3 separate regions of the Homo sapiens genome follow, and all the other regions are linked to region 1. Evidence: chromatin contacts called from ENCODE Hi-C or POLR2A ChIA-PET data. All regions are on one chromosome and are shown on one strand. Each heading gives the region's core, a stretch centred on a gene start or an enhancer-like site at or near the end of the contact. The rest is flanking DNA. Distances are from core to core; before and after follow the strand shown.

Region 1 (3,061 bases), core at 261-2,760:
CAGACTAAAGCAGATTTTTCTGAAAAGCAGTGTAAAGTTTATTGACAAAAAGGTATTTCACCTTACAGAATTCAAAATATTTTATATATTATATATTAAATATAAACTATATTCTGTAATTTGAGATATTAGATTTCAAAAATGTTATCCTTTTGAAGTTTAAGTGTTTATGGCAACACAAAAATTGAAGCATAAGGTGACACGTTTGTCTAGTTTGATTTCTGTACTATTAAAATTACACTAGTATCTAAGGGGTAATAATTTTTTTTTAATGTTATAAGATTTAGTCTTACATTTAATATTTTGTGATATTCCTGTACAACAAAATGAGAATATGTGCTGAAGATTTTAATTTCATTTAGTTGGCAATTAAGCAGCAAAAAAAGAAAATCATGAATGTCTGAATATGAATGTTTAATGGAAAACAAAATCTATAAAAATTAGATTTAAAATCACTAATTATAATTTCTTAGATAATTGAGGTAAAATACTTTTAATTATAAAAACAGGAGAGGCATTTTTGAAGTTTCTATTTCTGTTTCATATAATCTTCCCTCTCTAGCTTCTTTTTCCTTACCAGGAAATCATCTGGCTCTTCATGTCTTGTGCTGTCATGTCACATTGGTTTAGAACCAACATTATGAGACAGCCCAGTCAAACATAAAGAATGTAATGCATGAAACCTAAATTTTATTTTAATGTAGACTTGGATATATATTCAGCAGTTGATATATCATTTCAATTCACAGTGTCAAAACAATCAAAAGATAAATACAAATTGATCCATATTTGAATGAATGTAACTTTACTCTTAATCAGATTTGCAAATAAAGAATGTATTTCTTACTACTTACTAATTAATAGCTGCACATTACAGCCTAAAATGAAATCTCAGTTCTGAGACTCTGCAAGAAGCTCTTATCAGTTATAATTTTATTTTTATTATACCGTTTAATATAATAGTTAATTGCTACATATCAGATGGACAGTGTTATTCTTTCAAGATCTTTTCACTTATTAATGCCCTAGTTAAATATCTTTCAATTGTTTTTTTCAGTTTACATCATCTCAAAACTAATTGGAGCAGAAACTTGATCTGCATATTTCTAAAGTTATTCCCTTTTGTCTAAAAAAGAATGATGAGTATTAACTTTTTGTAAAAAAATTTATTTCAGTGATAATATGCAGCATGCATACTGGGAACTGAAGAGAGAAATGTCTAATTTACATCTGGTGACTCAAGTACAAGCTGAACTACTAAGAAAACTGAAAACCTCAACTGCAATCAAGAAAGGCAAGTCACTGTTTACCGGAAACCACTGATTCCAGCCAAACTGCCTGAAGAGCAACTAGCTGTCATATCTTATCAAAATCTCATCAAATGAGAGATTGATAAGCCAAAGTATATATAGTACATTCGCAGCCTACCCATTCTCTGCTTTGGCTTCAGTCTCATACTGGTCAACTTCACACATAAAGGTGTTGCTGATGTGTTTTTTCTTCAGTACTGTATTCTTTTCCCCTTGTGGCTTTTCTCAGCCAAGTGTTGCTTATGTGTATAAGACTGAGGTGTTAAGTTTGCTCTAGTTGACCTTTTACCACAGCTACTTCATATATTTGAAAAAAAAAAAAAAAAGACACCAAAAGCAAATTTTCATTCCAGTGCTACAGAATACACCAAACACCTAGCTTTTTAGGTTGTTTTGAAAAAGAAAACAAACTTTGATTCATTATTTGGGTTTTTGCATTTCTTATAAGCTTTTCTTTCCATAAAGGATATAGCTGATTACAACGAAGACTAGGTGTTCTCCCCTTATGCCCTTCAACCAAACAAAAATTTTCATTGCTTTGCCTTTCATATTTAACTGCTTGACTGATTTAACTTCTTGAGTTTTGTGTTAACTAGTAGTAGCTACTTTCGCCAAAGCTATTTTTATACCTTGGAGAAAAATCAGTACATTTGTACCTAGTATTACATAACAGGTATATTTCTGAAAAGTTGTGTGATACAAATTTGAATGCCCTAAAATTTACTTTTTAAAAATGAGATAGGACTTTTTATAAAAGATTATCACCATCTAGTTTAAAATTACTTATTTATATTTCACATTGTCTTAAAGAGGACACAAGAGGATTGTGTCATAAATAGTTCTCCTCAGGAGTGTTTATTAGTGAGGAAAAATGTTAAATTTTGGGAAGGAAAATTGAATGTAGAACTCCTTTTCATTTTTAGAGAGTTGGTTACATATAAATCAGGGAAAATAGTATGGTGTTTTAGCAAGTCCAGCTTAATTTTTGGTTCACTTTGTCCTTGAGTTTTCCAGTGGTCAGAGTTATATATGAGACCAAAGGTTGAATGTACAAATAAGATCTCTCTATAAAGGGACTCACAGAGTAATTCTGCATTGAGTTTTCAATGTAGCTTTGTTTACATGATAAATAGAACTACCAAAGAATAATAAAGGAGCAATGCTCTTTTCATACTTGGACATGGCTCATCCTTGTGTTCCTTCCTAGCTGATTAATATTTTTCGGTGCTTTGGAACATAAGTTTTCTAGCACTTTTCCTATGACAGTGGTAGGCTCAAGGTCACCACTCCTTACACAGAACTCATTGCTTTGAGGAGTACAGAGATGAGACTAGAACCACCTTTCTCCTGACCTTTGTATCACCTTTTTTCCAAAGCCAAACACTACACTTCCAGTTCTCCTCCATCCATATCCACCCTCCCAGGAAAAACAATGAACTTATTTTATAATGTCGTTCAATCTGTTTCTTCTAAAATTACATGAAGTCAAGCCTTAGTTACACTTGGCCATCCTTCTTGAGCTAAGGATAAACTTACCTTTCCACACTGGTAGGCTGAGCTGGAGGGAGTGGAGAAACCTGTATTACCAATGTGCTGGCTGTGGTGAAATAATAGCTTTTAAGTAGTCTTTTTCTAGGCCATTGCATTTGTACAAAACTTTTTTTTTTTGGCTGTTTTTTTTTTTTTTTTTACTTTACCTACATTGTGACCACAGTAGCATTAACATTTGCTGTGTTTTACAAGAAACAAGA
Region 2 (3,061 bases), core at 392-2,891, 300 kb after region 1:
TATCCTCTCCTTGCTCCATTAGGGAGAAAATAAAATTTTATTCTCCTCTCAGACTTCAAAGACTTGTTTCAGAGGGATCCCTGACTGAAATTTTGATCCACAGTATGTTTAAGAAAATACTGTAATTTATAAGTTTCTGTGAGTTTTGTGTGTGTGTGTGTAATACTGAAGTTGGAGGCTTTTGGATTTAGCAAACGCCATTCTGAGGTTTTTCAAATGCAGAAATAGATCAAAAGCTGTTTGGGTGGGGACTATGCAGACAGAGATCAAAGCATAATAAAGGAGGAAGATTTGGGAATGCAAGGGTTGGGAAGATCAGGACTGACAGCTGCAGATTGAGGGCAAGGAGAGGTAAGTTACATGGCAGGTTCTCAGGAGAAAAGACAGACCATGTGAAAGTCCTAGCAGGGAAATGTCTTTGGAGAAAAATTAAATTAAAGGACAATTGAATGAATATATATTAATTTGTTCTCTTGACTGAACTCTGCAGTTCTCTCCCTCTTTGACCCCAAAACTTCAGTCAAAGGCTATGAGACCTTTATGTGAGAGGGGAATGAAGGGCAAGTCTAATAAAGAGGACTGTAATGTTTCCTAACTCAACACTCTACTGATATCAACATAGTGGCAGCAGCATCTCACAGAGACAGGACAAAATCTCAGAGCTGCAGTCAGTGAAACTAGCAGAGGCTCAGGTCCAAGCCAAGGCCTGCAGACAGAACCTCATGATAAGAGAGAAGCAGCCTGCAATGGCTGTGATGGAGATTGCCTAAACAGAAATACAAATCCCTAGGACAAGGTTTCTGAGCCTTGGCACTATTAACATCTGGGGCCCAATAATTCTTGGTTGTGAGGTGCCATCCTGAACATCATAGGATGTTTAGCAGCAACCCAGGTCTCTACCTCTAGCACCACTCTTCTCCCCAGTTGTAACAATCAAACAGGTTTTACACTTTTACAAATATCCTCTATGGGCAAAATCACCTGGGTTAAGAACCACTGTCCTGAACCAGTCCTTTCAGAGATACTGGGAGAAGCTCTGGACATCTGCAAAACATGGAATGTTGACTTAAAGCCATAGGACTGAAGAACTCCAGGGTGAAGACAACTGAGTTACAGTAATATAAGCAGAAATGTAGCGTCAGAAAGAATTGGGGAGCTAGGGGTGGTTGTGCCTTTATGTTTAGGTGTTTATGTTTAAAGGGAGCACTCACTGGTCTCTAAAACACTTTTTTTCCTCCAGGAAATAAAGTTCTGAGGTTCTGTCACCATTAGCAGGATATGCCGTTTGCCCAATTCCAATATACTTTTCCTTTTAAAAAAAACCCTGAGTATTTAATTGAAATAACCAAAATGAAGACCCAAAATGAGTTTCTTCAATTTTGGTTTCCAACAGAGAAAGACTGTGATTTGGTTCAAGCCACTTGTGAGCTGTCCGCCTGCCACGGGTGCTGCATTTATAGCACCCTTGATTAGATGTGACATTTTCTCACTCTGAGTATTTTGCCCGTATTTGAAGAGATCCACACAGGGGACCTTATTAAAATCTGCAGAAGCCTGTGAATACGTGAGGATGCACTTATGTGAGGGGGAGGGAGAGAATGGATTTTTATCTTCTGGGAATCTGGTGGTTTTATTTTATAGGAGCTTACAAAGGAATGAGCAAGAGGAAAGAAGATTCTGGTCTCACTTAAAATGGACTGCGGTACCTCCTCTGCTTGAAATTCAAAGAAGCCAAGGTAAGCAGAGTTGAAATTGTTTTCATGGCTCACTAAAGTGAGATCTGCTTCTGTTAAACTCTAGATTCTTCTGCTAATTACAGTGAAGAGATGTGGATGGCACAGAGCAACAGATCACAATGACACCATGTTTGCTAGGATGCACACATTCAAATCTGTTCCTGCTCACAAAAGATGTGACTTCCACTCCTCCCAGTCCTATTTGTTCCTGATTTGGTTTTCCATTAAGCAAGTTGGGCCCCAGGAAGATAGAATGGAGATAAGGTTCCAATACAAAGCTATTAAAGAATTTGAAGTAGGGCTAGGCGCAGTGGCTCACGCCTGTAATCCCAGCACTTTGGTAGGCTGAGGTGGGCGGATCACCTGATGCCAAGTGTTTCAGACCAGCCTGGCCAACATGGTGAAACCCCGTCTCTACTAAAAATACAAAAAAATAGCCAGGCACAAAGGTGCTTGCCTGTAGTCTCAGCTACTTGGGAGGCTGAGATGGGAGAATCACTTGAAATCCAGAGGTGGAGGTTTCAGTGAGCCAAGACCATGCCATTGCACTCTAGCCTGGGTGACAAGGGTGAAACAAGAAGGAAGGAAGGAAGGAAGGAAGGAAGGAAAGAAAGAAAGAAAGGAGAAGAGAAGAGAAGAGAAAAGAAGAGGAAAAAAGAAAAGAAAAAAGAGAAAAGAAAAGAAAAAGAAAGAATGTGCAGTAGGAAAATTTGTCTTCAATCTCACTTTTGTGTCCCCTTTTCTATCTTGGGCTGGTCCTCTCCTCCCATGCTTGTTCTAGGCCTTCTATATCTAATGTTATAGATTTATCATTTTAAGTGAAGCAGCTCATTCACAGCACTTTTGAAAACCACGTGACTCTTCTTCTACCCTGACTCAAACACACACAAACCTCATATGATTGGATCAGGTGCAGGAACATGAATGAAGACAGCAGTTATGACAGGAGAGAAAAGATGAGCCGGATTCATCAGAAATACCTCAGGAACTTACTTATAATAAATGGTAAAGTATTTTGTTCCTTTTTTAGCCATTATAAATAGGATTGCTTTCCTGGCTTCCTTTTTAAGTAGTAGATGTATAGACATAAAGACAGAATAGAGAGCCCCAAAATAAATCTACATACCCCACGTTGAACTGATCTTCAACAAGCATGCCAAGAACACAAAATGAGGAAAGGGTAGCAGTTTTGATTAATGGTATTGGGAAAACTGAATGTCCACAACAGAAAAATGAAAATGGACCCTTATCTCACACCACATATAGAAATCAACTCAAAATGGATTAAAGACTTAAATGTAAGACCTGAAACTGTAAAACTCTAG
Region 3 (3,061 bases), core at 205-2,704, 270 kb after region 1:
CTCTGGGACCAGCCCTTAACCAAAGACTGACACAGCGATGGAATATAAATACTTCACCATCTTTGCTCCTAGTTAGAACTGCTTTGATATAATGAAATATACCAGTATTTTTCAAATTTTAACACTCCTATGAATCACTTGGAGGATTGTATTAAAATGCGTATTTCAATTTGGTAGAACTAGTGTGGGGTCTGAGATTTTGCACATCTAGCATGTTTTCTAGTGATGTCGACCTGCCGGTGTACAGACCACACTTTGTGTTGCTAGGACTTACACTATCTCCAGAGTCCCCTGAGTGACTGAATCACAATTACTTCTCCTTCCCCACAGGCTTTCACTGGACATTTCTTCCTTACTTAGCTTCTTTCTCTTCCAGTTCCACTTCTCCTCTTCCTTACTAGATTTTTCTGGAAACATTTCTAATAAATCACTGTCACAGGAATCTTTATTTCAGCATGTGTGTCTGGAAAATCCAACCTAATACAGAGTCCAGGAGTTTGATTTTGGACATATTATATTTGAGGTGCCAAAGAAATATACAAGATGAACTGTCCGATAGTCAATAAGCACTAGTGATAACCATGCCTTCATTCTTTCAGTTCTCCCTTCTTAGCAACGAGTGTCCTGAGAATACAGGGCATTTAAGCAGACCTCTGGTGTCTCAGGTTTGTCCCTCAGAATTTAGAAGAGTAAGTTTCTTTTGCTGTATTCTTGTTTGAAGTCTTTGAGAATTGATAATCTGTATATCCCATTAGCCAGAATATTCTGCTGTCTGAGTGCTTTTCAAATATTAATGTATATATGAACAATCTATGGATCTTGTTAAAACACAAGTTCTGGTTCTGTAGATCTGGGAAGGAACTAAAGATTCTGTGTTTCTGACAAGCTACCTGGTAATACTGCCACTGCTGGTCTGCAGACCGTGTGAACTACACTTTGAGAAGCAGGGTTCTAAAACACACTTCACAGGTCTAATTTTCAAGGAAACACTCTGAGATTGAATGAGGCACTGATAGCAATGGTAATAGTAGAAGTAGTGATAGTAGTAGTAATAGCTGACATTTATTATTTACATTTACTAAGTACACACACTCTGTGTTAAGCCCTACTCAAATTATCCTACAAATACCAACTCATTTATTCCTCACAATAATGCAGAGATATAAGAATAAAAAATGGTTGATTTTTATTCCAACGGTTTTAATAAGTTAACTATTGTTCCATATGGAAAACCTCAGGATATATTGGTGGTAAGCTATAAAAGTCCAAATATTTAGAGTTGTTTTGCTAGTAACCACGTCATTTCCAAGAGGAGAGGGCATGTTTGGGAAGTGAACACAGCCTAACACATTCTTTCCAGGGAGTGATGGAAAAGAACCAGAAAATGTATATGAGGGAGCAATGTGTGAGGTGGCCTCCTTGGGTGACTGTTGTGGGTGACTACCTATTGCAGTTGTTAGATTTATTTCAAAACTCAGTTTAATCCCCACTTCACCCCACCCCTGTGACTCAGTTTTAAGCAGTTGAGTTTGAAAATGACAAGGATGACTCAAGCATTGAAATCTCTGTGAAAACAGGAGACACCTCCTCCTACCCTCAGCAATCTTTGTTTTCTTCCAAATGCTAAGAACCCACACTTAACACACACACAGAATAAGATATGTACAGAATTTTTTGACTTAATCAAAATAAATGCTTCTCCAAATTGAATTTATTCTTACTTTTTTTTTTTTTTTTTTTGAGACAAAGTCTCGCTCTGTCACCCGGGCTGGAGTGCAGTGGCACGACCTCGACTCACTGCAACTTCTGCTCCTGGGTTCAATCGATTCTCCTACCTCAGCCTCCTGAGTAGCTGGGATTACAGGCAGGTGCTACCATACCTGGGTAATTTTTGTATTTTTAGTAGAGACGGGGGTTTCACCATGTTGGTTAAGCTGGCCTCGAACTCCTGACCTCGTGATCCACCCGCCTCGGCCTCCTAAAGTGCTGGGATTACAGACATGAGCCACCGCACCCAGCTATTCTTACTTTTGAAGAAAACTGAAATAATGTTCAAATAGCAATCAAAAGGGCAGTATATCACTATATTTTCTTGTTTTCAGAAATCAAAAGTTATCAGATAGATATATAGTTGTAAAGAGAAACTATTTTCCTTTTAAATAAAGGTTTTGTTGTTGTTGTTGTTGTTATTTTAAATAGTGATGAGGTCTTGCTATGTTGCTCAGGCTGGTCTTGGACTCCTGAGCTCAAGCAATCCGCCCACCTCGGCATCCCAAAGTGCTAAGATTACAGGCACCAGCCACTAAATGAGGCTTTATTTTATGAACAAGAAGACTAGCTATGGCTTGAAAGAAAAGTATAGTCATATCTATTTTTATCTCATTAAATATCCGGGATCCTTTATGATGTGTTATGGCTACTCACTAAGAAACAGATTTAAAGACTTAGTTTGTTAAGAGGGAGCAGAAGGGTACATGCTGACTATCTGGTAGGGGAGATAACATTATATACCCCTGGGCTATGAATTAACTTGGGGTGATGTGAGAGCACATTCTTTTTGGTGTTATCATATGTGTGAAGTAATCATAAAATATAACTGTGATGAATCCAATTTCAAAAATCTACTCTCTATAAAAGACGCATCTCTAGCACCTGAAGAGATGAGACAGTGGTAAACTCAGGCAGGAGAGGTTGGAATCCAGTTGTGCCACTTACACCTGGTCAGCAAATCAGCTAGGAGCTGGTGGTGGGATTCTGACCAGGGGATGAAATATAGTGTTGGATTTTTAGAACTGGAAGTAGTCTTTCCTGTTATTAGAAAAAGAAATTATGAGGTTGACAGAAATTCCCAAACTGTATTATATGAAACAGTAGGTATTGTGAATGAGAGAATTAAATGAGCTCCTTTGTCAAGTAAGTTCGGGAAACCTTGTATGCCGTATTTGCTTGTGGAGATTCACAAGGCACACACACATATGAAAGGTTCTGAGGAGTCCTGCTTTTTGTTTAAGTTTGTTCAAAACAGATTCTCACAAATGAATATTTGCTCATCTCATCTCAC

Evidence for each region. A loop is a pair of places that touch in the nucleus more often than their neighbours do. ChIA-PET counts read pairs that join two places held with the same protein, here RNA polymerase II (POLR2A). Pooled maps may share reads with other maps.
Region 2: a map with no recorded cell type shows a loop between it and region 1 (2.3-fold over the local background). The contact joins the promoter of LINC01967 here to the enhancer-like site in region 1. A Hi-C loop is called at or near these places in 3 of 37 single-sample maps with no recorded cell type and 5 of 50 pooled maps. POLR2A ChIA-PET finds 5 or more read pairs at or near these places in 2 of 52 experiments (GM12878 and WTC11).
Region 3: a loop to region 1 is called in a pooled map, with 11 times the contacts of the local background. The contact joins two enhancer-like sites. A Hi-C loop is called at or near these places in 1 of 37 single-sample maps with no recorded cell type and 11 of 50 pooled maps. POLR2A ChIA-PET finds 5 or more read pairs at or near these places in 4 of 52 experiments (OCI-LY7, T-cell, WTC11 and 1 more).

The regions. Positions count from the first base shown.
Region 1 is chr3:28,325,065-28,328,125 of GRCh38, reverse strand. It overlaps AZI2 (5-azacytidine induced 2), which reads left to right. Exons shown (of 8, transcript NM_022461.5): 7 at 1,176-1,294. CMC1 (C-X9-C motif containing 1) reads right to left here. Exons shown (of 4, transcript NM_182523.2): 4 at 2,984-3,061. Among named protein-coding and RNA genes, the nearest start is that of ZCWPW2, 22 kb to the left of the region's middle. Within about 2 kb of position 1,510, at least 3 of the 41 ENCODE cell types and tissues checked have a DNase peak (open chromatin) inside an H3K27ac peak, as active enhancers do; they include GM12878, where a contact is called at or near this core.
Region 2 is chr3:28,027,184-28,030,244 of GRCh38, reverse strand. It overlaps LINC01967 (long intergenic non-protein coding RNA 1967), which reads left to right and starts at 1,641. Exons shown (of 3, transcript XR_001740553.2): 1 at 1,641-1,736.
Region 3 is chr3:28,052,349-28,055,409 of GRCh38, reverse strand. No RefSeq gene overlaps it. Among named protein-coding and RNA genes, the nearest start is that of LINC01967, 25 kb to the right of the region's middle. Within about 2 kb of position 1,454, at least 2 of the 41 ENCODE cell types and tissues checked have a DNase peak (open chromatin) inside an H3K27ac peak, as active enhancers do.